5 separate regions of the Mus musculus genome follow, and all the other regions are linked to region 2. The links are chromatin loops, found by intact Hi-C in ENCODE. Cell type or tissue: left cerebral cortex. All regions are shown on one strand. Links, peaks and the distances in the headings refer to the core of each region. The heading gives the core; the rest is flanking DNA.

What was found. Peaks named below come from ENCODE experiments on the same cell type or tissue, not always from the same donor. Only the 100,000 strongest peaks of a DNase experiment are listed, where the experiment ranks them.
Region 1: a loop joins it to region 2, with 2.5 times the contacts of the local background. A loop is called at or near these places in 5 of 42 quality-filtered maps.
Region 3: it touches region 2 in a loop (4-fold over the local background); 26 of 42 quality-filtered maps call a loop at or near these places.
Region 4: it touches region 2 in a loop (2.4-fold over the local background); 14 of 42 quality-filtered maps call a loop at or near these places.
Region 5: a loop joins it to region 2, with 2.8 times the contacts of the local background. A loop is called at or near these places in 2 of 42 quality-filtered maps.

What each region holds. Positions count from the first base shown.
Region 1 is chr2:127,209,646-127,215,532 of GRCm38, forward strand. It overlaps Snrnp200 (small nuclear ribonucleoprotein 200 (U5)), which reads left to right. Exons shown (of 45, transcript NM_177214.5): 3 at 1,049-1,220; 4 at 1,955-2,147; 5 at 2,704-2,759; 6 at 5,162-5,260. Among named protein-coding and RNA genes, the nearest start is that of Snrnp200, 4.2 kb to the left of the region's middle. In left cerebral cortex, for the core only: no CTCF peak of the experiment used is centred there; no DNase peak of the experiment used is centred there.
Region 2 is chr2:127,005,454-127,011,284 of GRCm38, forward strand. Ap4e1 (adaptor-related protein complex AP-4, epsilon 1) reads left to right here and starts at 3,258. Exons shown (of 21, transcript NM_175550.3): 1 at 3,258-3,447. The coding sequence starts at 3,301. In left cerebral cortex, for the core only: CTCF peaks have their summits at 1,350 and 3,179; DNase peaks (open chromatin) are centred at 1,364, 3,215 and 3,794; H3K4me3 peaks cover 1,949 bases; H3K27ac peaks cover 614 bases.
Region 3 is chr2:126,591,370-126,597,256 of GRCm38, forward strand. It overlaps Hdc (histidine decarboxylase), which reads right to left. Exons shown (of 12, transcript NM_008230.6): 11 at 3,468-3,569; 12 at 2,290-3,317. The coding sequence ends at 2,592. Among named protein-coding and RNA genes, the nearest start is that of Hdc, 24 kb to the right of the region's middle. In left cerebral cortex, for the core only: CTCF peaks have their summits at 2,613 (motif pointing right) and 5,073 (motif pointing right); a DNase peak (open chromatin) is centred at 2,617; H3K4me3 peaks cover 438 bases.
Region 4 is chr2:126,829,296-126,835,182 of GRCm38, forward strand. It overlaps Trpm7 (transient receptor potential cation channel, subfamily M, member 7), which reads right to left. Exons shown (of 39, transcript NM_021450.2): 13 at 4,393-4,446; 14 at 1,902-2,042; 15 at 834-968. Among named protein-coding and RNA genes, the nearest start is that of Trpm7, 44 kb to the right of the region's middle. In left cerebral cortex, for the core only: CTCF peaks have their summits at 2,325 (motif pointing left) and 4,117 (motif pointing right); no DNase peak of the experiment used is centred there.
Region 5 is chr2:126,872,849-126,878,735 of GRCm38, forward strand. It overlaps Trpm7 (transient receptor potential cation channel, subfamily M, member 7), which reads right to left and starts at 3,413. Exons shown (of 39, transcript NM_021450.2): 1 at 3,126-3,413. The coding sequence starts at 3,128. In left cerebral cortex, for the core only: a CTCF peak has its summit at 2,234 (motif pointing left); DNase peaks (open chromatin) are centred at 2,239, 2,424, 2,816 and 3,417; H3K4me3 peaks cover 2,469 bases; H3K27ac peaks cover 1,963 bases.

The sequences.
Region 1 (5,887 bases), core at 558-5,557, 200 kb after region 2:
CATGTTGTTACAAGCTTCTCTCCCCAACCCTTCTCTCCTTTTGTTGCCCAGCACTTCCTGATGATTTCTGTTGTCTTTTCATGTTGGTGGGTTCATTTCAAAAGTTAAATACTACTTACTTTATTTTGCCTGCCTTGCTTTTCTTTTCTCTTCTTCTCTTTTCTTTTCTCTTCTTTTCTTTCTTCAGAACAGAGTATCTTGCTCTGTAGACCAGGCTGGCCTTAAACTCAGAGATCCACCAGCCTCTGTTTCCTGAGCACTGGGATTGGAATTAAAAGTCCTGTGCCACCACCTCCCGGAAAATTGTGTTTTCTTTCCCCTCCGTCCCTCTCTCTCTCCCCTTTTAAAAAATATTTATTTTATGTATATGAGTACACTATAGCTCATCTTCAGACTGTAGCTGCCTTCAGACATGAAGAAGGCACCTCAGAAGAGGTCATCGAATCCCATTACAGATGGTTGTGAGCTACCACGTGTTTGCTAAGAGTTGAGCTCAGGACCTCTGGAAGAACAGTTAGTGCTCTTAACCGCTGGGCCATCTCTCCAGCCCTCTCCTCTCTCTTACTATGGAGTCTTAACAATCCCCAGGCCCTGTTTGATTTGAGTGCTTATGTTTTAGAAGAGCTTAATTATTGTTCCTTGGTCCTTCAGTTTTCAGAGTCTGACGTCTTTTCTAGTTGTTTATTGGGAGTCATTAAGAGTAAATTCCACTGGAGCCTAGTTTCTCTCACTCCTAAAAAGTGATGGATGCATCTAAGGTTAAAAAAAAAGTCTAAATCATATTATAAAATCTCATATGGATATAAAAAGATGTACATTTTAAGATAATGGAGACTGTATCTCATTGTAACAGCATATCAGAAGATGGCACATTTTCTTTCTATAAATCTGTCCCATAAAGAAGTGCTTCTTCAAATCACTAAGGTCTGGTAGGAGTTAATCATTTTGATTCATGTTCCTGCCTTCACATATTAGACGTATAGAAAGGGTAAGCTTGGCTTAGGAATGGCCAGTTCTTCCATTCAGCATCATGTTGTATGTCCTTTAGGAGGAGAAAACGTGATGAGGACCGGCATGACATGAACAAGATGAAAGGCTACACGCTGCTGTCTGAGGGCATTGATGAGATGGTGGGCATCATCTACAAGCCTAAGACGAAGGAGACCCGAGAGACCTACGAGGTGCTGCTCAGCTTCATCCAGGCTGCGCTGGGAGATCAGGTGAGCCAGTCTTACCTCTGGATTTTCCCAGTAGGATGGGGAGGGCAGTACCATTCGAGCAGAGAAGTAGTGAACATGTTCCAGGTCAGAGGCAGGCTGCTGAGTGCCTCTTTCACCTAGAGACATGTGGCAAGCTGTTGTGCAAGTTGTCTTCTGCTTCTGAAGACCACCTATGCCCCCACGCCCAAGCGCTCGGGCTGTCTCCAGGAGCTCACTAGTTTTAAGCACATGAGGCAACACTGTGTTAAGTCCTCAACAGCTCCCTCTAGGCTTGAAGGTTGCTTTTGTTTGTTGGTGTGAGATGAGGTCTCCTGCAGCTCAAGCTGACATCATACTCACTATGTATTTAAGCATGACCTTGAACTTTGGTTTTGTTGCTGCTTCCCATGTGCTAGGATTGCAGACTTGTGCCACTGTGTCCTGTTAACGAGTGTTCAAAGCCCAGGATGCTGCATATTTTCTTGTTTGCTTTGTATGTATATACACCATATAGCCCCAGTACCCTTAGCAAAAGAGGTTTCAGATCTCCTGGAATTTGAGTTGTGATTTTTCTTTTGAGCCATCATGTGGGTGCTGTGAATTGAACCCAAGAGCAAAAGCAACGCAGTCCTAACTTGTGAGCCACATCTCCAGCTTGTGTAGTTTTGAAGATGCATGCTTCTTTACTTTATATTGTCACAAAGCTGGTCAGTGCCCTTCTACATATTATTGTTGTACGTTGTTTGTATTCTCAGCCTCGAGATATTCTTTGTGGAGCAGCTGATGAAGTCCTGGCTGTGCTGAAGAATGAAAAGCTTCGAGACAAGGAGAGAAGACGGGAGATTGACCTGCTGCTGGGTCAGACAGATGATACCAGATACCATGTGCTGGTAAACCTGGGCAAGAAGATCACAGACTACGGTGGCGACAAGGAGATACAGAATATGGGTACCTGAGCTCTTTGTGTCCAGACCATGTTTTGTGGTTGTTGGCCTTTCTGTTGAATACTCAGCATCTTTGTTAAAATTTTAGAATAGCATTGTTTCCATAGCTTATGTTGTGTTGCTTAAAGAGAATGGTGATCTGCAGGCCTTTTGGCACAGGCTTATCCCAACAAGTCAGCCTGGTTTGCATAGCAAGTTCCAGCTGCAGGGTTCCTAAGCAAAACCCACCTAAGAAGAATAAAGTGGAGAGTTATCTCTTGATGTTTGGTTGTGAGCCTTATCCTTTAGTAGCTGAACTATCTCTGCCACCCTGGCAGCCATTTTTAAATTGAGACCTATTGTGTAGACAGTGAGAGAGAGCAGGGAGGGCTTAGGAGCTGAAGAAGCAGAGCAGGGTAGAATCCAGGTTGGCAGGCTTGAGAGGCCTTGGTGCTTGTTTTCGTGTTGGTTAAGTCTGTGTGTTCTGGCCTGAGAGTAAGCAAGCCAGGCAGCTGAGGAAATGGGCTTGAGTGTCTCCACACTAACCACTGCCCTCTCTTTGTAATCCCACATCTCCTCAGATGACAACATTGATGAGACTTATGGTGTGAACGTGCAGTTTGAGTCTGATGAGGAGGTGAGTGGCTTTAAATGGATCCCTTCTGTTGTGTGATGTTACCAAGGTAGTGGGAGCTCTTCTCATAAACTGAAATTCCTAGCTAAATGCGTTTTACAGTGTTTTGTGGTATACTTACAAATTTTGTGTCATTCTGCTTAAGAAGTTATTGTGGTTCACGTTAGGTTCTTTTAGAAGCTAATCTAAACTAGTAGGTGTACACTGACAGTTTATAATAAACCAGATAGACCAATGAAAGTAGGAAGGAGGACTGAGAAATGCCATCCTGTGGGCACAGTGCAGTTATTGCAATCATGAACTCAAGCAGCTGCACTTACTTACTGTGGGCCTGTCCAAGACTGGCCCTGTCAACACCCAGTCAGAGATTGGGGAGGAGTCTTCTCCCTGCTACCTAACTATTGGTTATTGATAGATTATGGAAAGGGGGTCATTATCTTCAGTCCTGTAACCACTTCTAAGCCTTCTGGTCTCTGATGGTTAAATTCAGTGGGTCACAAATAACACAAGGAGGCATGAGTGTGAGAAACAGATGTGTAGGGAAGAGGAGGCTCCGTGAGGTGTGGGGAGCTGCAGTAAGAGAGCTTGGTATGGGGGCTGGCGAGATGGCTCTGTGGTTAAGAGCGCCGACTGCTCTTCCGAAGGTCCAGAGTTCAAATCCCAGCAACCACATGGTGGCTCACAACCATCTGTAACTAAATGTGATGCCCTCTTCTGGAGTGTCTGAAGACAGCTACAGTGTACTTAAATATAATAAATAAATAAATCTTTAAAAAAAAAGAGAGAGAGAGCTTGGTATGCATTGTGTGCGTGCATGAAATTGTCAGAACCCATTTAATCAATAAAGAAAAAAGATAAAGCACATCTTCAGTGACGTTGTGTCCTGCTGGAGTGTTTTAACCATAGTATAGTAATTCACGGCTTTCGAGTTGTGGGCTAATTGCTAGTTTAAGAATGCATATTCACCTAAGAGTATGGATGTAATTGTACTTGGCTATTTAGCTGTTGTAGCAGCTCCTGGGGTTAAAGCTTGCCACTTCTAGATTATAACTAAATATGAATAGTGGGACAATTGAAAAAGGAAAGTTGAACCAGGAATGGTAACACAGTGCCTACATTCCCAACAGTCAAGAGGTTGAGGCCAGCTAGGCTACATAGTGAAATTCTCTACATGTCTCTTAAGTCATTTTTTTTTCAGATTTATTTATTTTATGTATGAGAACACTGTAGCTGTACAGATGGTTGTGAGCCTTTGTGTGGTTGCTGGGAATTGAATTTAGGACCTTTGCTCTCTCCTGCTCAAAGATTTATTTATTATTGTAAATAAGTACACTGTAGCTGTCTTCAGACACACCAGAAGAGGGCATCAGATCTCATTATGGATGGTTGTGAGCCACTGTGTGGTTGCTGGGATTTGAACTCGGGACCTTCAAAGGAGCCGTCAGTTCTTTTAACAGCTGAGCCATCTCTCCAGCCTGTCATTTTTAAAGTTGGTTACTTTAGAGTTTTCAGTGAGTGAGTTTGTGTTCTGAAAAAGAAAGTACCAGTCCTGAAATGTCCTGGAAGATAAGATGTTACTGGAGTCAGGGTGAGCACTGAACTGAGAGCCAAGGAATCTTGAGTTTGAGCCTGTATCTTAGGCAGGTCATTTTGCCTCGGTTTCTGTTTTAGTAAAACAAAATGCTACTTCCTACAGAATAGTTAATTGGTAGAGTTTTTCTTTTCTCTTCCTTTCTTTCCTTCCTTTCTTTTTTTCTTTCTTTTTTTTTCCAGACAGGGTTTTCTTTTGTGTAGCCTTGGCAGTCCTGGACTAGCTCATTAGATCAGGGCTGGCCTCAAACTTACTGAGTTCCACCTGCCTCTGCCTCCTGAGTGCTGGAATTAAAGGCATGTGCCATCACTGCCCAGCTGTTAATTTGTAGTTTTAATTAGGAACAACCTGATACAGATTTCCTTGCTCGTAGCAATTTATTTAACAGATGTTAATTATTGAACATGATGTTTAAGTCCACAGTCCACAGTTGAGATTATGCAAACTAAGCATGATGTCTACATTTCTGGCTCACAATCTACTTTCCTGTGTATTCGTCTTCATAGCTCCTCCATTAGCCAGTAGTCTTAGTTTGATATTATCTGTGTTTCAGAAGGAGCATATGATCCCAGTGTTTGATATTTGCAGCTAAGGTGAGAAGCAGAAAAGAGGATAGATACATCTAATAAACCCATTCCAAATGGTCATTCCATTGATATTCCTGGAATATGGTTGATACACTATTGGCTTTACCCCAAAGCCGTTGTTCTAAGTATGGAGCTTACTTAGAGTGATAGAAAGCAGGACCTGTATGACACAGGGCCAGTTCTACATCTGTGTTGAGATTGTATTACAGGTAACATTGTCTCCATAGGAAGGTGATGAAGATGTGTATGGGGAAGTCCGAGAAGAAGCTTCTGATGATGACATGGAAGGGGACGAAGCTGTTGTGCGCTGCACCCTCTCTGCTAATGTAAGTACAGTTTGTTTTAGTGTAGGCCAGCTTGCTTCTAAGTGAAGGACTTCCTCTTACTAAGACACTCACTGAGCCGTGGTTGGTTTTTCTGGGTGGTGGCTACTGTGGATTGAACCCAGCTTCAGGCATGCTAGGCCAGTGCTCCACCACTGAGCTAGTGTCATCGTTCTCAGCTTTTGGGGTTTGGAGTTTTGTTGTTGTCCAGGCAGGCTTCAAACTTTTGATGTCTTCCTCATCCTTCCTCTTGAATGCTGGAATTATGGCATGGACCACTGTGCCTGCCTTCCAGACTTCCTTTTGATGGGTATTTGGGTTGTTTTTAAAATTTGATACATAGATAACATTGTAATGACAAGAGTATTTGAGTGTTTTGTTTGTCTTTTAAGGTAGGGTTTCCTTGTGTAACCCTGGCTGTCCTGGAACTTGATCAGTAGACCAGGCTGGCCTTGAATTCAGAGACCCGCCTGCCTCTGCCTCCCAGGTGGTGGAATTAAGGCATGCACCACCATTGCCCTTCTGAGTATTTTATTTTTGTTTGTTTGTTGTTCTGGGGTTGAACTTACTGTCTTGTGCATGGTGAATGCTCTAGCACTGAGTTATAGAGCAGTATTTAAAGAGACTAAA
Region 2 (5,831 bases), core at 832-5,831:
GTGCCTTTAACCCACGGAGTCATCTCCCCAGCCCGAGGCCAAGCAGTTTTTAAAGCCCTGATTCTCGTTAGTCAGCACAGCCTCCAGATCCCCTCCGGTGGAACAGAACTTCCAGGGTTACTTTACTCCTGTTAGCTTAGCTTGATTCCCGGCTGAGCCCTGGCCTCTTTCTGTCCCACTCCGCACTGGGCATTCTAAATGGAGCTTTTTTCTTTTCCTCATCCTGGATCTTGTAGATGGTTAGGAAAAGTCCTTACAAAGACATCCTGGGCGCTGAGCTGCTAAGATGGGTGCGCATAGGAAGATGCTCAAAGAGCATAGAGTGCCCTAGGTTTTTTGGTTGTTGTTTTGTTTCTTCTTTTTTTTTTTTTTTTTTTTTAATTCTGTTTCTTTCTTAAGCTGCTTGGGGAAAAGCAAAAACAATTGTAGATTAAATCTCTTTACAGGTAGTTCAACTGGACTGTCTAAATACGCAGCGTGGAACAGAACATCGTTTCGTCTCACAGACCGTGGTTTAAACTACTTAGACAATATAAGCTGAGACACGGAAGACTTATAGCTAAATAGAGATTTTCACCACAAAGAATCTGCTGTAGAGGGATTTATCCAGTGAACACAGAACTCTTCCAGCGAATGCCAGGCTGATTCGGGTTGCACGGGGGAGTGGGGAACACTGTGGACACAGCCTCCAGGTTAGGAGTCAAAGCAGAGAAAACAAAATACAGGCAAAGTTCTGTGTGACGTGTGACTTGCTCACAGCGGGAGAGGAGATGAACAGCGTGTCTCACCCTGGGGCAGGCAAATGGAACCACTTCTTTCAGCTCTCCCTTTCTTCTCTGTACACGATTTATTTATTTTATTTTTATGTTTTTATGTGTGTGCCTATGTGTATGCATGTTCACCCCAGGTGTGCAGATGTCTTCAGAGACAGAAGAGGTTGTTGAATCCCCTAAAACTGAAGTTACAGGTGGTGTGAGTTGCCTTTGCTGAGAATTGAACCCCGGTCCTCTGCCACAGCTGCACCTGCTCCTAACTCTGAGCCATCTAATGCCTAAAAGCCATTTCTTTTGGCTGCAGCCGCTGCCTCTCCCCTGGAGAGCCCAATTTGGCTCTCCCCAATACACTTTCAGATTTCAGAGCAAGCTGATATTCCTCCAAGTAAATTTCCTCCTCTCAAGAAAGAAAAGTAAAACAAAAGGGACTTTGAGATTTCTGTTTTGTTGTTGTTGTTTTGGTTTTTTTTTCTTTGTTGTTAAAGAACCTGGACCTGAAATTCAATGTACATGAGTTATAGAGCCAAGAGCTGGGAAGTCTGAGTTAGGGCCAATGGCCGTTCCGCTGGCGCCCACTTGTGTATAACAATGGAACTTTTTGTAGTGGTTTTTGTTTTGTTTTGGGACAAAATCTCCAGACAGCCTTGGGCGGCTCTTAACTGACTATGTAGACCTAGATGCCCTCGAACTCACAGAGATCCACCTGCTTCTGCCTCCCAGCACTGTGATTAAAGGCCTGTTTGTGCCACTATGCCTGGCTGAAGTCCTAGGCCGAATTATTTATTTATTTATTTTTGGCTTTTGACGTTTGGAGACAGCGTTTCTCTGTATAGCCCTGGCTGGCTTAGAACTCAGAGATCCACCTGCTTCTGCCTTTTGAGTGCTGGGATTAAAGTGTATGCCACCTCATACAGCTCTAAATTGAATTCTTTTAAGCTGTCTAGACCCCGCTTCCGCAGTACCAAGGAATCACCTTGCCTATTGGCTCCCTCTCAGGTCACTGACCACCTCCTTGTGGTTTCTAAAGCTGTTCTATGGCCACGACCTACAGGTTTGGCATTTTTGAGCCTTTTAAGCTGTTGCATAATTTTCTAGCCAATTCAGTATGCTAATGAAAGCTGTGTAAGAAGTTTTAGTGCGGGGGTGGGTGGATATGGGGGACTTTTGGTATAGCATTGGAAATGTAAATGAGCTAAATACCTAATAAAAAATAGAAAAAAAAATAAATAAAAAAAAGAAGTTTTAGTGCTGCTTGAAAAGCAGGAACAACAGAGTTTTGCTTTTTATATAGCCTACCATGTCTCTGTTTCAAATGTGTAATTTTTCTTCCTTTAAACTTTGGTCCAAACAATGACCCTGTTTTACTGGCACCACAGCACAATTTGAAAAAGCTCTATTGGATAAGACGGACTAAGGGGGATAGTGAACATCACCCAGGCCAGGGGAAGGAAAGTTTCACTTTACTTTTTGGCAGTGTAGCCGCGTTCCTTTCACCCGAGTCAGAAATGTATCAGCTTTCCCCAGCATATTTTTTAGGTGGAAGAAAAAAATTGGGGGATGGGGAAAGTTAAGACAGGGTTTCATATAACTCAGGTTTGTTTTGAACTTGATATGGAGCCGGTGATGCCCTTGAATTTTCTTGCTCCTCCTTCCAGTCTCAAGGGCTGGGATTTCAGGCAACAACCACTACATGGCTGGAAAGTAAGTTTTCTAATTTAAACTAGTGAAAGGGCCTAAAGTTAAAAAAACACACACACACATACACACACACACAGTAAACAAAACTTTACGTAGGCATAAAATATTAAATTCTAAAGAAAATCTGTTTTAAATAATTTAAATATTGAGATTTTTCAATAAATTAAACTTTTTTAAAAAAAGATTTATTTATTATTATAAATAAGTACCCTGTTGCTGTCTTCAGACACGCAACAGAAGAGGGCGTCAGATCTCATTATGGATGGTTGTGAGCCACCGTGTGGTTGCTGGAATTTGAACTCAGGACCTTTGGAAGAGCAGACAGTGCTCTTACCCACTGAGCCATCTCACCAGCCCTAAACTTTATCTTTGCATAACTATTCTGTCAGGCAAACTTTTTCTTTTGTTGAGGTGTAGGTACAAGAACAACTTCAAGATTTAAGAAAAAAATTTCACTTATCACAGACAAAGTTTCAGAGATAAGAGCTCCTACAGGTGTTAAGAACACTATAAAGATGGTAGGTCAGGTTTGTAATCCCAGCACTTGGAGGCTGGGACAGGGGAATGGCACGAATTCATTAACCTTGGGAAGTTCGAGAAAATACAAGATCATGCACACACATTTCACCGCTAATAGAATGATCATGAACTTCATGTCTCCAGAGAACTCCTCTCTCCTCCTAGACTCGTGCGCCCCCAGGCGGTGTTTCCCGGAACTTCATCCTGCTCGTCCTGCTCCGGCGCGAATAAAGATTTCTTATTCAAAACGCCGGAAGTGACTACGGAGGCCGGGAGAGTCAGCGCGAAGTAGCCTCGTAGGGAGGCAGCGATGAGCGACATGGTGGAGAGGACGCTGACCGCACTGCCGGGGCTCTTCCTGCAGAACCAGCTGGGAGGACCTGCGGCCTCCAGAGCACCCTTCTTCTCCAGGCTGGGCGGCCTCATCCGTGGCGTCACTGCACTCTCATCCAAGCACGTATGCGGCGGGGTTGGCTGGGCGGGATGGGGTGGGGCGGCGGGGCCGGAGACATCGGTCCGCTGGATGGACGCAGCCGGGCGTCCGCCTCAAGTTGCCTGTACCGACCGACCTCAGGAGGCCGGCTTTCTGATTTGGAGGCCCGAAGACCCTCCGTGTGTTTTCTCATGGGGTGCTTTGAGGATTACATGAGCTGTCAATCGAGTGAAAAAAGCCAGTATGACCTAAAGCCTGAGCTATAGGCTCCTACCAAGTTTCTCCTCCCTGTTGAGATTTTTGTTTTGTTTTGATTTTTCGAGACAGGATTTCTCTGTGTAGCCCGGGCTGTCCTGGAACTCACTCTGTAGACCAGGCTGGCCTCGAACTCAGAAATCCGCCTGCCTCTGCCTTCCAAGTGCTGGGATTAAAGGCTTGTGCCACCACTGCCCGGCTCCCTCTTGAGTTTTAATTTTTCTATTTGGAAGCATCACGTACTCGGACAGACAACCCTCATTCCCACCCCTGACAGGGCTGTTAATCTTTGCAGAGCTTGAGGTTTAGTCTAGACCAACGGGTTGGGCAAAGACGCGCTTTGAAAACTAGTAGTTACTATAGAAGTTATTAAGTTCCCACGTACTTTGTATGGTACTGACTCAAAGCCTCAAGGAGTGTTTGTCTTAAAAACATAATATTGTGTCATACTTTCTTCAGCAAGTATTTATCAAGCACAACTATATGTTAAGTAATGAAAATAGCAAAACACTTTTCTGTCTATTTTCTGTCCATTTTAGACTTAACATAAATAAGTAACTACAGTGCAGTGTAAATGCCTGCAGCATGGAGAAGAGAAACAAGATGCCTTTAAAGGTTTAAAACGGGCTTGTGTTCTCACTGGAAGCTGGTGTGTGGCAGGGCTTGCTGAACATCCCTTAATCATTATTCGTGTACTTAACATCTCTTCGTGCTTTTCTGTTGCTAATTTGTATGAGAGGGCAAGTAAGTATTTTGTGTGTACATGTATGTACTGAGAGAATGTGTATGTGCTGGTATGTGAGGATGCACGGACCCACGGCACATGTATAGGCTTCCGAGAACAGCTTTGGGTCTTAGTCCTTACCTTCCACCTAGTAGGTGAGATCTCTCTTGACGCTTGTTTCTGTGTTGTATATTCAGGCAGGCTGGCTAGGGAGCTTCGAGTGTTCTGTCTCACCATAGGAGTGCAGGGATCACAGGTCCACCTCACCACACCCGGCTTTGTGCTTTTTACACATTGAGCCATCTGCCTCTGCCACCGCTCTGAAAAATTTAGAGAATATAGTTTTTTTGGCTTAGTTTGAAACTGCACAGACAGCCAGATGTGGTATTACTGCCAGATGTATTACTTCTAAGTTTTGTTTTGTTTTTAGATTTGTTTCAAAGTTGTGTGTGTGTGTGTGTTTATGGCATGTGTACATGAGTGCAGATGCTCTCAGAGTCCAGGAGAGTGTGTGTGATCCCTTGGAGCTAGACTTTTAGGCAATTGTGAGCCACCAGAGTGGGTGTGAGGAACCAAATTCTGTCCTTTGCAAGAGCTCTGTGTATTCTCACCTGTGGCATCTCTGCAGCCCCCACCAGCAGTTCGGAATTAGCCACTTAACGTCAGCGACTCAGTGTGTGATTTGAACATAACATTGTATTAGTTAGTGGTTGGCCAGGCCCTAAGTGCTTCCTGAGGTCCAGCACAGGCAAGCATCAGAGTTGACCACACTGGTGTGTGCAGTAGACAGCGAGAGGGAAGATGGGCTGAGGAGGATGAGGAAGAGTAGAGGTCAGGAAGACTGTGTCTGTCTGTCTGTCTGTCTGTCTGTCTGTCTGTCTGTCTGTCTGTCTTCTGCGTTCCATGAACACTTTTTATTTTATCCCATCAACACTTTTTGCTTCTGGGAAGATGTAACTTCATCTTCCCAGATCCACACTTTTTTTTTTACTCTCTTTTCACTTAGACTCTTTGTTTTTGTTTTTTGAGTCAAGGTCTTACCATGTAGCCGTGGTTGTCTTGGGGCTTCCTGTACAGACCTGGCTGGCCTTGAACTCACAGAAATCCACCTGCCTTTGCCTTCAGACTGACTGCTGGGACTAACGATGCATACCACCATGCCTAGCTGTTCTGAGTTGTTAAAACCTACACGTATTTATACGTGTACCATCCCCATCACATTTAGGGCCTGGCCAACCACTGGCTAATACGATGTGATCTTTAAATCACACACCGAGTCCCTGAAGTTAAGTGGCTAAAGACCTGCTAGTGAGGGCTGTGTGGTGGGATCATGTGGTCATCAGGCTTGGTAGGGTGAGCCTCCATCCACCGAGGCATCATCTCACTACCCCGATTTTGAATCTTTTCCTTTTTGGTTGTTATTTATGTT
Region 3 (5,887 bases), core at 444-5,443, 410 kb before region 2:
ATATGCAGTGGTCTTCACACACACACACACACACACACACACACACACACACACACACAAAGCCTCACATTGCATAGAAATCCAGATTCTGATTCCTACTGATGGTTCTGTGGTCCGGTCATATTTGTGCTGACTCAGCATAATTCGCATCCTCCAAACTGGGTTCGCTCACTCTGAGGCTCAGCTCTTACATGTAAGGGCCTCAAAGTACAGACCCAAGAAAAGCCCAGCATCAAGACATACCTTGTTTTTATGTTTTTCTCTCAGATATATGCATGTGTAGTTCGCTACAGAAAAACTGAAAGCAACCCCTTCAAGTACCTTGTCAAACTTCTCTGTTAAAAAGGCACACGGCTCTCCTAGCCCAGCCATCATCGGAGAGGCTTCCTTGGCAGCTGACTGGAGCAGATGCAGAGACCCACAGCCAAACACTAGGCAGAGCCAGGGAGCCCTTGGAAGATAGGGAGGACTGTAGGAGCCAGAGAGGCAGAGGACATCACGGAGAACATGACGGGGCTCACAGAACCTGAATCAATAATCACAGAGCCTACATGGGTCTGAGCTAGATCCTCTGCAGGTATGCTATCGTGTGTAACTCGGTGTTCTTCTGGGACTCTCAACAACAGGAGCAAGGGGCTGCCTCTGACTTTCACTGCCCTCGGGACCCTTTCCTCCTACTGGGCTGCCTCTTCAAACCTAGTGGACCTGGGGGAGAGAGGAGGTGGAGGGGGCACCTGAAGGAGGGGAGGAAAAGGAGGGATGGGAAGCTGAGGAGGGAAATTACACAGCTCACTGACTTTACTTAGCAGCCACTGAGAGAACTGGACAGAACACCACAGACCGGTGGTTTTGGACAGGCAGCAGCAGCATCACCTGGGAGCATCTTTTGTTTTTGTTTTGGTTGGTTGGTTGGTTGATTTGGTTTGGTTTTTTTTTATTTTTTGTTTTTTTGTTTTTTTGTTTTCCAGACAGGGTTTCTCTGTGTAGCCCTGGCTGTCCTGGAACTCACTCTGTAGACCAGGCTGGCCTCGAACTCAGAAATCCGCCTGCCTCTGCCTCCCGAGTGCTGGGATTAAAGGCGTGCGCCACCCCCGCCCGGCCCACCTGGGAGCTTCTTAACATAAAGCCCTGACCCACCCCCACCCCCCCACCAGACCCAGATTCAAACGCCGTGGGGTGGGCTCAGCAATGTGAGTTTTCATAAGCCCTCCCACTGGGTCATACACAGGCTCAAATCTGAGAAGGGCTGGCTCAGCATAGCGCAATTGCCTGTGCCTTGAAATCACCTGGGGGCATGTTAACCCTTTTAGAATCTAGTGAGTTTTCAGTGGTCTTCCAAATTGCTGTATATTAGCATCACCTGGAGTACCTAACACCCCCCCCCAAAAGCCCAAGGCCACCCCCATAACAACCAGCCCAGTATTTCTGGGAAAGGAAGTCAGGAGTCAGTCTTCTTTTAAGATTTATTTCATTTTTAATTATCTGTCTGTCTGTGTCTGTTTCTGAGTATGTAAGTTCATGTGTCAGAGGAAGCCAGGGGCATTTGGTCCCCTGGAGCTTGGGTTATAAGCGGTTGTAGACCTCCTGACATGGGTACTGGGAATTAAACTCTTGTCTTCTACATTGAAAGTGTGTATCCAGCCCCACACTGGAATCACTGAGCCTTGTTGCTGTTTTGTTTTTTTAAGATGCCTGAGTAGGCAGTTTATAAATGACAGCACTTCTGCCTCCCTCATAAAGCTTTCCATGAGCACAGTGGAAGCCACAGAGTTACTTGAGAATTGATACTTTAACAATACAGACTGCTGGTGTCTGCTTGGAGGCCCATGCCTTTAATTCCAGCACTTGGGAGTCTGAGGCCAGCCTGGTCTACAGAGTGAGTTCCAGGCCAGCCTGGGCTATAGTAAGCCCCTGTCTCAAACAGCAAGCTGCTTTCCTTGCTTGCTACCAAGGGATCCTTCAATTCTACTTTCTTGGAATTAAAATTTCCAGGGGCTGGAGAGATGGCTCAGCAATTAAGTGCACTAACCACTCTTCCAGAGGTCCTGAGTTCAATTCCCAGCAACCACATGGTGGCTCACAACCATTTGTAATTGGGATCAGATGCCCTCTTCTGGTGTGTCTGAAGACAGCTACAGTGTCATGTTTGTTTGTTTGTTTGTTTGTTTGTTTGTGTTTAATCTTCAGCCTTCTGAAAAGCAAGACGGGACACAGGATTGCACCTCTGACACAGTACCTGCTTTGTCATCAATGTTTTGTGTTTTGGCTGTCAATTAACACAGACTATGCTTTATTTTAGATATAAGCACAATTTATTTCTAAGTTGTTTTTCACATTACAAGCTCAACAGCACGCCACCGTCTCAGCCCCTTCTATCACACAAGCGCCTGCAACCTCTGGAGCATGCCCGCTTAAACTTCCCAGTTACAATCTGTTGTGGATCACGAAGACCCTGTGAGGTTATGATCAAAATAATGGGCTTGCTTCCCTCAAGATGCACACACACATAATAAGCACACAAACTGCACGCAATTTCGAGGGGTTCCCCAACTCCCTGAAGCACAGGCACTCTTGCATTCTGATTGAGGACTCTACACCATGGCCTCCAGGGGGCAGCACGGTAGCTGGCGAGCACACTGAGAACTGCATTCAGGAAAGCTGGGGACGCTGTAGAACTTGATCAGCTTTTTGAAGGCACCTTTCTTCATCATCATCATTTGTTCTGGGAACCCGGAAAAGATTCTGGCCCGGAAGGAGCCCCCATTCTTCAGTGAAGCGTCTGCGGGGAGTGACTTCTGGGCACTCATAGGCACACTGTTGCAGCTGAGGGACCGCGTTGTCTTCCTCCTGTTCTGGACGGACAAGTAACTGAACAGAAAGGACGACAGCTTGTGCTTGGTGGTGTTGGGGGCCTCTTCCGAGAAGCAATCATCAAAGGGATCCGGCATCGTTTCCAGATCAGAGCCGCCTTCCCTTCTCGCCAGACTGGCTCCTGGCTGCTTGATGATCTTCCGGGCCTGTGCTGGGTCATCTCCTCCCTCGCTGACTGACTCCAGGGATAGCCCTCTGGTCCCTGGCGGTGGCGGGATGACGTTCTTGGCCCGAGGGCTCGGCTGGGAAGTGCAGTGCTGGCTCAGGACAAGGTTAGCAGCCTCTTGGATGAGGTGCCAATCTCTCAGGATGTCCTCCTTGGTGGTAAACTGGGATGTCACAGTGAAACGGATGATCAGCTTGTCTTGGATAGTAGCCGGGATGAGAAAGAGCTGGCCAGCTTTGGCTATTTCCTTTAACACACTTTCTGTGAGACAATTAGGACCCTATAAGAAGAACAAAAATAATTGGATCCTACATTACACTGCTTGTAAGGGCTCCATGAAGCCCAGCATTTACTGGTCTGAAAGACTCAGTACCCCCTCAACTCTGGAGTAGAAGCATCCTTCTCCGGGAGCCATGCAAGAGCACAGTACCTTCAGACGGAAAACCACCAAACCAAGGTGCCTCTTAGCAGGAATTTCGAAGGAAGGGTCGCTTCTGACCAGAGATTCAAAGTATTTAGCCATTTCTGTGCCCTGGAATTGTAAACATAAAGAACACTGTGGTTAACAGGCCAAAACCAAATTGCATCTTTGATACTGTTCAACAACTTTAGACCAGAGACACGGACAAATTCTGAGACCTGTGTGCCTTCTGCCTGCCTGTCTTCCCTATTTGATCTCGCTCATATTCAAGCTGACAAACCTCTACTTCTGTCTCGTCTCTGTCACCTCACACCCACCCAGAGACCTTGTGTCTCAAAATCCTCTTTCAACTTAGCTCCAGAACTCAAAAGACGAGTGCTTTATAACTCAGCACTCAGTCTCCTGTTCTGACTCCTCAGCTTCCGCATCGGCAAAGGGAGCCAGCAAGGGCCCAACTCAGCGCCCACAGGGAAGCAGAGGAGGCTGTGCAGCCGGAGCCATAACTGCCTCACCTCATGGAGCTCATCGCACTCCGTGGCTCACGGGGAGCCTGTATTCTAGGTAGCACTACCACCTGCGCCACGGTTAATAGGTTCAGGGTTTCTCCTTGGAATGGTGAAATGTTCTGGGAAGAGCAATACTCACTTATTCAATATAGGCAATGTCACATTACATTGTACACTAAAACACAGGTTTTTAAAATATGGCCTGTATATTTATCATGGAAAAATTAAAGATTTCAGACTGAAATAAAGAAAATATCAGCTGGGCGGTGGTGGCGCACGCCTTTAATCCTAGCACTTGGGAGGCAGAGGCAGGCGGATTTCTGAGTTCGAGGCCAGCCTGGTCTACAGAGTGAGTTCCAGGACAGTCAGGGCTACACAGAGAAACCCTGTCTCGAAAAACCAAAAAAAAAAAAAAAAAAAAAACTGGAGTGATGGCTCAGCAACCACCATCTGACAGTTAAGAGCACCAACTGCTCTTCCAGAGGTCCTGAGTTCAATTCCCAGCAACCACATGGTGGCTCACAACCATTTGTAATTGAATCTGGTTCCTTCTTCTGGTGTGTCTAAGACAGCTACAGTGTACTCATATACATAAAATAAATAAATAAATCTTTTAAAAAATAAAGATTTCATAGCATATTGATCTTTTATAAAGTTTTTATGAACTTTTAAATTTTCCTGTGGTTCTCTTGAGTTTTACATTTACATAGAATGCTTGAATATAGGACAGGGCTGTGGCTCAACTGGCAATCCACTAGCCTACCTTGCACAAAATGCTGACTTCAATCAACAACTGAATAAAGTTAGACATGGGGAGGTTTCAGTAGGAGGATCAGAGGAAGTTCAAGGTTGCCAGGAATGATGATATTTAAGTCTTTAATGCCAGCACTCGAGAGGGGAGCCTTGAGCTCCAGACTAGCAAGAACAACAAATGAGACCTGGGGGCGTGGGGAGGGGGGAGTAAGTGACAGACACAGCACATGATAGGGCTAGAGATTCCAGTCTGAGACTCACATACACTCTCTGCTAAGTGAATTAATTTTTAAAGATTTATTTAATGTATGTGAGTGCTCTGACTGCATGTACACCTACATGCCAGAAGAGGGCATCAGATCCCATTACAGATGGTGGTGAGCCACCATGTGGTTGCTGGGAATTGAACTCAGGACCTCTGGAAGAGCAGTCAGTGCTCTTAACTGCTGAGTCATCTCTCCTGCCCCACTAAGTGATTTTTTTTTTATGGGCTGGAACTCCCACTTGATATTTCGTTTTAAAAGAAGACAGAGCTTCAGGTGTCTTCCTTGACCATGAAGAGGCGGTGCCATTTGAACCAACCTCTATCTGCTCCTCTATCTGCTCCACTCTCTCTCTCTCTCCAGTCAATTTCAAACTCTTACCACCGCCTCATGAACTTTTTCTTTTCTTTGAGAAAGGCTCTCTCTCATGGATCCTAGACTGGCTCAAAGTTACAATGTAGCCAAGGACGACCTGGTACCATTGATCCTTCTGCCTCCACCCCCCACTGTGGAACTACCTGCAAGCGCTGCCAGGAGAAGGTTAAGCAATACTAGGGGGTCAAACAGTGGCTTTGTGCATGGGGAGTAAACAGTGTACCAATGGAGCTACGTCCCCACTTGATCCCTAAGAAGTTCTTCATGTGCAAGTCCAGGCCTTGTCCGGGAAAAGCATACTAACTGTTCTCCTGGCCTTTATATGCCCATGCCCCATTTCTAACCTGGTTATGATTCTCCCCTATAACTCCTTTCCTCTGGGCCTGTTTTCACCACCTGCCCTGTCAAAATTCTCCATGTCTCACTCACATGCCCCACAATGTCCCCTCAGAGCCCACCTTTGTCAGCATCCTCACTTTTTAAAATCCAAGGGAGGGTGATTCTCCCAAGGCTTGGGCGGCAGAAAGTAGGT
Region 4 (5,887 bases), core at 270-5,269, 180 kb before region 2:
AAGGAAACAAATACTGTAAGACTCACAGTAGGGCCATATGAGGGCTGGAGACACTGACTGCCCAGCACAGGGTGCTTAGTACGTGAAGAGGCTGGGATCTCACCTCCAGCATCTTACACCAGTGGTAACAGTAATAACAAGGCCTTATGACAATTAATTAATAAATTTCTTAATAAAAATATCCTCTATTAACTTTAAAATGCAGGATAAAGTAAATTTCAAAAACATTACTTTTTATTATAATTTACTCATTTTATAAAATGCCTTTTCAACAAAAATTTGAGTTATAGCCATAATATGTGAACTAGTATCTGATAAAATGCAAATTTAAAGTTTAGATAATACTTTTGTTTTTTATACAGAATAAAACTAGTCAAAAAATTTTGAATCTGGTTATTATCATGGCTATAACTGGACAACATTGATAGAATCATTAATTTATGATTATCTTTCTTTATGGAAAAATGAAGCATTAAAGATATAAAAATATCCCAAACTAAATGATAATTCTCAAGCCAGGTGTGGTGGCAGAATTCTTTTTTTTGGGGGGTGGGGTAAGGGGGGGAGCAGGCAAATCTTTTGAGCACTTGGCCAGCTTAATCTATAGAGTTCTAGGACACCCAGGGCTTCACCAAGAAATCCTGTCTTATAAAACAAACAAACAAATAAACAAACAAACAAACAAATGATCAATTCTCACTAAATCAAAGTTTTCACATAGTAATACTAATTAGTAAAAAATCAAAATAAAACTTTTAGAAAAGATAATATTTCCATCTTTAATAAGCAAAATAAACCTTTTTTTTTTAAAAAAAAACAAAATAAAAACGTACCTTTGGTCTGTAGGGTTGGGCTGTTTTAATGAAATGATTGTGTCTCATTTTTTCCTTTTTATCAGCTCTATTGCCAAAAGTTTCATGACTCTTTCGCAACTGAGGGGTGCTGCTGGAGGTATTTCGACCTGACCTCTGAAAATGAGAGCTTATTATTTTTTTTAAAGTTAAAATATGCTGAAATGTTATAAAAAAATTTCAGGGTAATTCATAAATCTTTGTAAATATTTGTCAATGTGTAAAAATGACTACTATTTTTTTCTTTTTCTTTTGAAGTATCATCTTACTTGTAGCCCAAGCTGGCCTTGAACTTGCTTCTGCCACCAAGGCCAATGATTACATATGTATCATGATGACTGCACCTATCTAGTCTCTAGCTGTGGTTTTTCCTTCTATCTGTGATGGATCTCTATGTTGCCAAGCCTGGTTGTAATTAAACTGACATTCTCAAGATACTGACCTAGCTGAGCCACCAAAGGAACTGGAATTACATGTACGTACATGCTACAATTCAAAATGCTTTTAATTACTTTAAAGATTAGGTAGGGGTGTGTGAGCGTGAGTGAGTTTATGTAGCCCTCACTGGTCTAGAAGGCTTGTGGACCAGGCTAGCATTGAACTCAGAGGTCCTCCTAAAATCTCACATTTGAAGACAATATCACTGTCACTATTCTTTTTGTTTTATCTTGTTTCTGGGTTTTTTTTTTGTTTTGGTTTTTTTTTTTTTTTTTTGAGACAGGGTCTCTCTGTGTAGCCTTGGCTGTCCTGGAACTCACTCTGAAGACCAGTTGATGCTGGGCATCTAATTTAAAGACTGACCAACACAAACTAGGGAATCATTCTACCTTGGAAATACTTCTATACCCTTAATTTTATTTTGGTTTGAAACAGGGTTTTACCAGCAGTTCTGGCTAACCTGTAACTCACTATGTAAACCCGGCTGGCCTCAAACTCAGCCATTCTCCTGCACCACCGCCTGCCTCTCAAATATAGAGATTATAAGGATGCCCCATCAAACTCAGCTCCTGTAACTGATTCTTAACATTTAACCACCAAAATTATACATACCCGGTTATTTCCACCAAGACTATTATATATCAATCGAAAACGTTTTCGTGTGTATGTGCATCTGTAGGTTCCTCCCATGAGATACTCAATCACAAGTCCTATATCAATTAAAGTGATCTTGTACCCCGGGGGGAGATTACCCTGGAAACAAAATAATACACAGACAGAATAATATTACTCATTATTACTTTGCCATGCCTAGAAATAGACATAATCTGCCAAATTAGGAAGAATTTATTTGCTATAGAAAGTTGTGTTGCCAACAGTTATCTTTACAAAAGGAATGAATGATTGTTTCTCTCTCCGTATATGAGATAAGAAGGGAGCTGGAGAGATGGCTCAGTGGTTAAGAGGCTGACTGCTCTTCTGGAAGTCCTGAGTTCAAATCCCATCAACCACATAGTAGCTCACAACCACCTGTAATGGGATCAGATGCCCTCTTCTGGTGCGTCTGAAGATAGCTAGTGTGCTCATATATATGAATTTTTTTAAAAAAGAGAGAGAGAGAGAAGATTCATGAGGAGATGACATTTTTTGAGGTCTTAGATATGATTATTATCTTCCAAGATTCCACACACAGAGGCTATAAACTATTAAAGCTAAATATATTATCTCACAAACTGCATTTTCTACAAAGATGTATTATGTTTCTAGACTAGCCCAGAAACATTCACTTTTTAAACAGACATTCTCTTTTTAAACAGACATTCTCATAGCTATACTACATATTGCACAAATTTTTATATCCTTGTCCAGGATTTAACTATCACTTGCAATTTTATTTTTGTAGGATAAATTAACATAAAGCGAACTTTTAGAATATAAGTCATTTATGAAATGTAGTGTACACACTACAGAATTTAAAATTTTTCATTAAATATTAAAATCTACCAGTTGAATGCTATTTATTTATTTAATCCCCCCTCCCCCCTTATTTCCCCGAGACAGGGTTTCTCTGTATATCCCTGGCTGTCCTGGAACTCACTTTGTAGACCAGGCTGGCCTCGAACTCAGAAATCCGCCTGCCTCTGCCTCCCAAGTGATGGGATTAAAGGCATGAGCTACCACTTCCTGGCCGAATGCTACTTATTAATAACTAATTCTGCCTTCACATCAATATCATTTTCCTAAATGTTGGTTTTAAATGTTTAAGTTCATAACTCTCAACTCTCTAAATCATAAGCTACCCACTTCTTAAGTTTGTTCTGTATTACAAAAATAAAAAATAAAAAAATCAAAAGCCACAAAAATGTAAAGTTTATTAGGCTTGGTTTATTGCCAGGTGGCAGTGGCATACCCCTAGAATCCTAGCAATCATAAGGGAAAAGCAGACATATTTCTGAGATTTCAAAGCCATCCTAGTCTACATAGTGAGATCCAGGATAGCAAGGTCTACGTAAAGAAACACTGTCTCAAAAAAAGGGTAGGGATAAGCTTATTAATAGTATACTCACAGTAATACATAAAAGTTTTTACAAAATAAATTTTTGAAAGTACTTTAAGCCAGACAAAGTGGCATAGCCTTTAGCCCCAGCACTCAGGAGGCAGAAGCAGGCAGAGCTGTATGATTTCCAGGACAGCCAGAGGTAGAGAGTAAGACCTTGTCTCAAATCAAAATAAAACAAGACAAAGTATTTTGGTTTTAGAAATCTTCAAATATTTGAATTACTGCCTGGTGTGGTTGTGCTTGGGACTTGGGAATCAGGCAGGTGGATCTCACAAACAAAAAGAAAAAAAGTTGTATTTGACAGCAGTAATTTAAAAGACTCTAAAATTGGTTAAGAAATGGTTAAAATAAGCAATTCACAGTACACCAAGAGGAGAAAAGAGGTGTCATGCTTCATTTATCTATTCAGGTACTGCAGACGCCACTGTGACTATTGCTAAGGAAGGGCAGCACATTTCAGCCTTTCTTCAGCACTGAAGAGCAATGCTTTCATGCATCACTCACTCACTCTCCTTTACAGTTAGACAATTGTCTAGGAAAATATTTCTGATAAGAGAAAGAAGACATATTCAATCACTGATATTCCTTTCTGGACCAGTTAATATCACAAAATGTATCATGTTCTATCTGCTATGACTAGAGGCTCAGGAAATTGGTATTAATTTCATAAGCTGTTTTTTTCTTTAACCATAAGCTTTTGCTTAATTTATGTGTATGGTTATTTCATGTGCATGTGTGTCTGTGGACCACACATGTGCTTGGTACCCAGAAGCCAGAAGAGGGCACCAGATCCTGGGAAACTAGAGTAACAGACTGTTATTAGCTCTCAGTGGGTGCTGGGAATAGAATCTGGGTTCTGTCTTTCACCTGAGCCATCTCTCCAGCCCCAAAGCTCTTGTGACAAAAATAATTCTTATTTTACCTTGTACAAAAAGCTATTGTTTCTAAGGACACTTTTAAAATGCACTTAGGTGCTTTGGAAGCAAAAATAATGTACAAAAAGACTAAAAGATAAGGTTTTACTATAAAAAGACAGTCTCTTACCTGCTTGACATCCCGAATGAGATGGAACAACATTGGATTGGTTGGACCTTGTTTCTTTAGGGAAAAACATGAGGAAACTATTAAATTTAGTCTAAAATAAACAACCTCCCTTTTTGTTAATTATGGGACTTAAAAAGAACCTCTTGAACTTCTCCGCTAAAAGGATCAAGTTTTGTTTTTATTGTTTTATATTTGATTTCTATTTCAGAGATAAAACTTCATATCAACAGTAAGCAATCCTTTTAATTTTTACATTAGTTAACATGAGACAGGACACATATAAGGATCAGGATGATTATACTAGATAGTATTAACAAATAAAACCAAAATAGCAGTATCATCACAGAATAAAATTTCAATAAATGAAGGCTAGATTAAAAAAAGGCAGGCCAGCATAATCAAGTAATCAGTGTTTTTCTAAAAAGCTTGTGTGTTTAGAAAATAGGAGAAAATATACTGAGAACATAACAGTTTCTGAGGTTGAGGTACTGAATAAAAAGATGGAGTGAGGAAAACAGGTGGGGTATAAATGTGGCTACCATTCATCCAGCATAGTGACACGTGCCGTTAATCCCAGCACTCTATAGAGGCAGAAGCAGCCCAACTCAACTTTTGAGTTCTAGGCAGGCTTGATCTACACTGAGAGTTGTAGGCAAGCCATGTCTATATAGTGAGACTCTGTCTCAGAATTTTAAAATAATCAAATTATCTACCTCACTCAAGCAATATGGTACAGACACAAAGGTTTCTAAACTTCAGAAAGACATTAAAGTATGTTATTCTAAAAACATTTGATCAAGGAAAGAGATTTAAAAGATATAGATAAGAAAATTAAAATGCTTAACAGTGGTAGAGCTGGCAATGGTGGCACACTCCTTTAATCCCAGCACTCGGGAGGCAGAGGCAGGCAGATTTCTGAGTTCAGGGTCAGCCTGGTCTACAGAGTGAGTTCTAGGAAAGCCAGGGCTACACAGAGAAACCCTGTCTCGAAGAACAAACAAAAAACAGTGGTAGTAAAGTCAATCAGAAATGACCAAGTAGAAATAAAAAGACACCAGGAATAAAAATGCAGTAAAAATTGATTAATATATAGTTTTTAAAGAAATTATAAACCTTGGCGTTGTTTAGTATTCTTCACAGCAGAGCTCAATTAAATTTACACTGGATCCAAAGAAAACCATGAAATGTTTACCCTCCTCAGTAGTACTGACATGAAATATGAAATAAAAATATTAAATCTTTACAAGAAAAATGAAAAAACAGCACACCAAAAGAAATACCAGAAGGTCAACAATACTGGATTTAAGAAACAAGAAGAAAGGACTGGAGAGATATCTTGGTGGTTAAGAGCACTGACTGCTCTACCAGATGTCTTGAGTTCAATTCCCAACAACCACATGGTGGCTCACAACCATCTGTAATGGGATCCGATGCCTTCTTCTAGTGTGTCTGAAGAGAGCGATACTGTGCTCTTATACATAAAATAAAATCTTAA
Region 5 (5,887 bases), core at 251-5,250, 130 kb before region 2:
CATGAGCCATTAGAACTAGTTTAATAATTGCAAAATACCATTTAAAGCTGACACTGAGCCAGGTGTGGTTCTGCACCCTTTTAGTACCAGCAATCAGGAGGCAGATGAGTATCTGTGAGTTCGAAGCCAGTCTGATCTACACAGCAAGTTCCAGGCTACATATTTATTCAGTGATATCCCATTTAAAAAACAAGTAACCCCTGGTACTGGAGGGATGGCTCAGCAGTAAAGAACACACACTGTCCTTCCAGAAGATCAAAAATTGATTCCCAACCAGACAGTTCACAACTGCCTATAACTCCAATTTCAGGGGACTCTAGCTCAGCCTTTGCAGGCACCTGCACTAATAAATTTTTTAAAAAGTGATATTCATCTAAATGTTGATATACTCACATAAATGGGGAGTTCAAATCCTCATGATGTTTATATTCTAACCTAATCTTAACTACTCTGAAGTTTACTTTCAGATATCAAACTTAAAACACTTTTAAAAGAGAAAACAAAACACATGTGCAGCATACTCAATGTTGAAAGTTCCTAAAAAGAAAGCAAGATTCTATCATTATCAATAGAAAAATCATTTAAGTATTGTGTGAATGAATTAAGAAAAATTTTACAATTAAGGCGAAACAAATCCACTGGTCAATCTTTTTTTTTAAAGGTGAAAGTATATAATCTAGTGTTCAAATACTGGACAAAAATATAAAAGGTAGTTTGTCACAATACCTCTGACTAGAACATTCTAACTTCAGTTTTGCAAGTTCTTACTTGGATAGACCACTTCAAAACTTTTACTCACCCATCCCCAATATTAAAAACTGAACCAAAGCATAACACATACTAGGTACGCAATCAATCAGCCAGTGAGCTATGTGCCCAGTAATAAGCATTTTTTTCAGTTTATATTTTAAGTAATGCCTTCAACCATTATACCTGCACATTTTAGGTAATGACCAATTACAACATGGTTTCATTTTACAGCTGGTTATAAACAACACTAGAAATACTAGTCCACAAAAGTTACCTATTTATTTTGCTTTTTCAAGGCAGGACTAAACTCAGAGATCTGCTTGCCTCTGGTGCTGGGATTAAAAGTGTGAACTACCATGCCTGGCATAATCCTTTGATTTTTGACATCTTAATCACTTTCTTTTCCACCTTTACCCAAGGAACTATCTCCCTGGCCTGTAATAGACTCACAAAAATAACAACTTACAGTAAGAATTATACAGTATAGACCCATTATTCCTAAATGAATTTTTGGACAGACTGACCTAAAAGGTGAGGAAACTGAATTGAATTATTGAATAATGAGTCCACGTTTTAGCCAGGCATGGTGGTGCAAGCCTTTAATTCCAGCACTCAGGAGGCGGATCTCTGAGTTAGAAGCTAGCCTTGTCTTGAAAAAAAGAAAAAAAAAAAGACGATGAGGAAGGAGGATGAAGAAAGAGGGAAGAAAAGCAAAACACAAACAAATTTAAGAAACACATTTTAAGCTATCCTAAGGTGTTACTATAACTCAGATGCATAGTGTAATGTAAACCACTCAACTCACTATTTATCAGGAATTAAGCAGGGAAAAAAAATAAAATTAACACTCTTAATTCTAAAGTTAGACTGTTCTCCTTACAGAATCAACAAGTTTATGCATGTCCAAACAATACTATGTGCCATATACGGTGAATTACTTACAAAACTAAAGCTATTGTTTTTTTTTGGGGGGGGGGGATCTTTCATCTGTTAATGAAAACGTTTTAAAAAATATGTAACCAGTATGTTCAAATGTATGCTGTTTACCATCTAAAATGAAAAACTAGATATATCACTGAATACTCTGTGCTTAACGGCTTTCAAGGCACTTGGATTCAACTCACCCTCCAGTAGAGTCCCTTAAATCAAAGCCACAAGTATTTAAATGAAATGATTTAGCGGAGACAGAGGCACTTTAACTTTCCTTTCAGAAACTAGGAAAAGCCAGGCGACAGACACCTGTGATTCCAGAGCTCAGGAGATGGACGCAAGAGGATAAGGAACTCAATGATAGACTCAGGATTTGAGGCCAGCCTAGGCTGTGTGTAATCCAGTCTCAAATAAAAGGAGTCTTCAGCGGCTGGAGAGATGGCTCGGCGGTTAAGAGCACTGACTGTTTTTTTCTGAAAGTCCCGAGTTCAAATCCCAGCAACCACATGGTGGCTCACAACCATCCCTAACAAGATCTGACTCCCTCTTCTGGAGTGTCTTAAAACAGCTAGCTGCAGTGTACTTACATATAATAAATAAATAAATCTTTAAAAAAAAAAGTAGTCTTCAATAACTTTACAAACGAAAGTGAGAAATGCAGTATTTATTCACATGTACTTTATAAGTAAGACACTTCTAAACCTAGCCCTAGCCCGACATGGTGGCGCACGTCTTTAATCTTGGGAGGTAGAGGTAAGCGGATCTCTGAGTTTAAGGCCAACCTGGTCTGTCTACACAGTGAGTTCCAAGCCAGCCAGGGTCACAAGCGAGACCTTGTCTCAAAAATAAAGAAAAGGCAGAAAACTAAACCTGTCTGACTTCGGCAAAGAAACACCAGTTTGCATAAAGCCTATCAAGTTAAACTACTGAGCAGGAATGCCTTTCCTGCTCAGATCCTAGATCTAAATGGCTTTCTTTGTAAGAACTCTCCAAATCCGGTTCCTGGCCTTAACAACAAAAGCTCTAGCCAACGCTGCAACACACCGACTCCCTCCAGTCTGCACATTGGCTTCAAACTGTCTGGGACAACAGATGAGGTAGTTCGACGCAGACCTGGCAACGCACGGTCTCAGCCTCCCAGGAATTGTCCCTTCCCTGTCGCCTGCTAAACAAAACCCCGAACCACATCGCAGTCTACACCGTCAAAATCGCTCCCGTTCTATTAAACAAAATAATAGTAGAAAATGTACCTGTAGAGCGTCTGCGGCACAGCCACCAAGTCACAGCTCGGAACCCGCGCCCTTCTCCTTGCCACACCACCCCAGCCCTCCCTCCCTTTCCGTGACGGCTCCGCTGCGAGCGGTGGCGCCCGGAGGGTCACGGAGCTCCCCGGAGCGCCGCCCAGGCTCCCGCGAGGCCCGCCCGCGCCAGGCCCGGCTCCGTACCATTCTCCTCACGGGGCGGACTCCGGAAGGGCAGCGGCTCCTCCTCCACCTCCGCGGCCTGCAGCCATCTATCGGAAAGCGTCTCCGGAGGCGGTGGCACGGGCCACCGAACAAGGACAGCCCCGGGAAACCTTCTCAGAACTAACTCAGCTCCAGCGCTAGCAGCAGAAGTCGAGTCTTTCATAATTGTGCGACCAGCTCCGCCGGGTGACTGGCCACAGGGACGCGCCCGCGCCCGCCTCCGCCGGAGACGGGGCCGCGGCAGCCACGTGACGGGGCCGTCGAGTGCGTCGCGCGGAGGGCGTGTCACGTGAAGGGCGCGCTTACTGCGGCCTGCCCCTAAGCTCCGCCGGCCGGGAAACGCCGAGCTGCTGCTTTCCCTGGTGTTGCTGGCTTCGGCTTCCCCTGCCTCTGTCCACGAGAACTTGTTCCGCTTTAATGACCAGATTCCCCGGCTTCGCCAAAACTTAGCTCCCGGCCGCGCACGCTTGTCTGTTTCTTTTGCTATCGCATCTGTCTACGTTGGTTATTAGCGATCTCTTCCCGCACGTTATCCTTTCCCATCAAGGGTGCAATCCGTTTTTTTTTTTTTATCAACACTGCTATTATTAGTGACTTATTTTAGGTGTATGTGTGTTTTGCCTCATGTATGTCTGTGTACCATATGTGTGCAGTGTCCTCAGAAGACCGTGCTAGATCCTCCAGAACTGGAATTTCAGACATTTAGTGTTATTTGAGTTCCTTTGTAGCCCAGGCGCCTGGCCTAAAATGACCTTGAACTATGGATTCTGCCTTTAACCCCACACTGCTGGGATTGCCGGCTTTTGCCATCCTGAAAGTTTTTTGTTTTTTGTTTTTTTTTAGATCAGGAGTAGTGGCACATGCCTGTAATCCCAGCACTCCGAAGGCTAAGGCAAGAGGACTGCAGTAAATTCCAGGCTATCGAGGATTAGAATGACACCATCTTAAAAACACAAAACCAAACCTGCTTTTGGCACATCATCTTTCTGTATGTATATTATGGGTATGGAGAGTCTTGGAACCAATTCCCTACAGAGACCTAGAGACATTTTTTCTTACAATTTTAAAGGCTCCTCTGCCTGAAGGGCTGTTCTGCCTCTATCTTTCCTCTTTTAACTCTGGCTAATCTCAAATTTACTGTAATCCTCCTGCCTTAGATATACATCTTTAAGTATACATTAAATCAATAGATGCAAAACCTAACAAAATACAAATGTGTATTTCTTTAGATTAATAAAATGTTCAGTATAATTTTATTTCCAATTATTTTCCTTCTTTGGTTGGTTGAGTCAACCTAGAACCTAGGTATAGGGCGAGCCAACTGCACTAGCCTGCTCTGTGTCTATAGATGGACTGTGGATGGACTAGCTGAAGTTTCCTACAATGTGCACGTACCTTGGTTTGGTTTAGCTTCTTCCATGCTGCATAGTTATTATCTCCCAAGCAATATGACCCACAGTTCACTGAGCCAAGCCTCTTCAACAAACTAATCCAGCCACTCACTCTTTCTCTTACAAGTTTTGTGGTGCTTATAAATCATCTTCAGGCATTCCCCACCTTGTAGGCCTAGGAGGAGCAGTGTTTTTAAGTGCTTCAAGTGCTGGCCATGGTGGTACATGTCTTTAATCCTAGCACTTGGGAGGTTGAGGCATGCTGATCTCTGTGAGTTCAAGGCCAATCTGGTCAACATAGCAAGTTCCAGGCCAGCCAAAACCACATAGACTATGTCTCAAAAAATAAAAATAAAAAAATGTCTTAATATACATGTTGTAACAGTATCTGATGAATATTCCAGGGATCTTGATTAACATGTGATCATTCAATAACTATTTATCTTTGAAATTTCAACTGGGTTTATACATTTTGTGACTTGACTATCTTTATAATCTAGAAGACAGGACAAAAAAGAAAATCAAAATATAACAAAATGAAAGTACTTTATTTCTTGTTAACTTTATAATTCTGGTTAAAAAGGAAAAGCTATGGGTTAAAGAGATGGGGCTCAGAGGTTAAGAGCACTGTGCTCTTCCAGAGGTCTTGAGTTCAATTCCCAGCAACCACATGATGGCTCACAATCATATGTACAGCTACAGTGTACTCATATACATAAAATAAATAAATAAATCTTAAAAAGAGAAAAGAGCCAAGCAGTTGTGGGGAACGCCTTTAATCCCAGCACTTGGGAGGCAGAGGCAGGTGATCTATGAGTTTAAAGTCTACAGAGCAAGTTACAGGACAGCCAGAGCTACACAGAGAAACCCTGTCCTGAAAAGTAAAAAAAAAAAAAAAAAAACAAGCAAACAAACAAAATGACCAAATGCTTTCCTACATCAAAGGTCCAGACTGGAAGTGGATTCACCCTCTTCAAACCAGGGAGAGAATCTCTCACAGGTGTGTCCTCCACTTCTGGATTGTGGTTCATTTCAGATATAGTCAAGTTGACAACCAAGAATAGCCATCACAACACCCATACACATAAAATAAAGATAATAATTAAAAAGTAAAAATAAAGCAGTGTCATTCAGGAAACTTTTCAGAAGTTGCCAAAATGGTTTAGTGCATAAAGATGTTGCTCCACAAGCCAAGGGTCTGATTTCCATCTCTGGACCCCTCTGTTAAGGTGGAAAGAGAGAATCCTCACACTAACGAGCATAACAAGAACTCTAAAGATGAGTCATCTCCCAACCCGCCCCGTATCTTTCCATACTATAATAACCATAACAGTCTTCTTAAAGATGGTG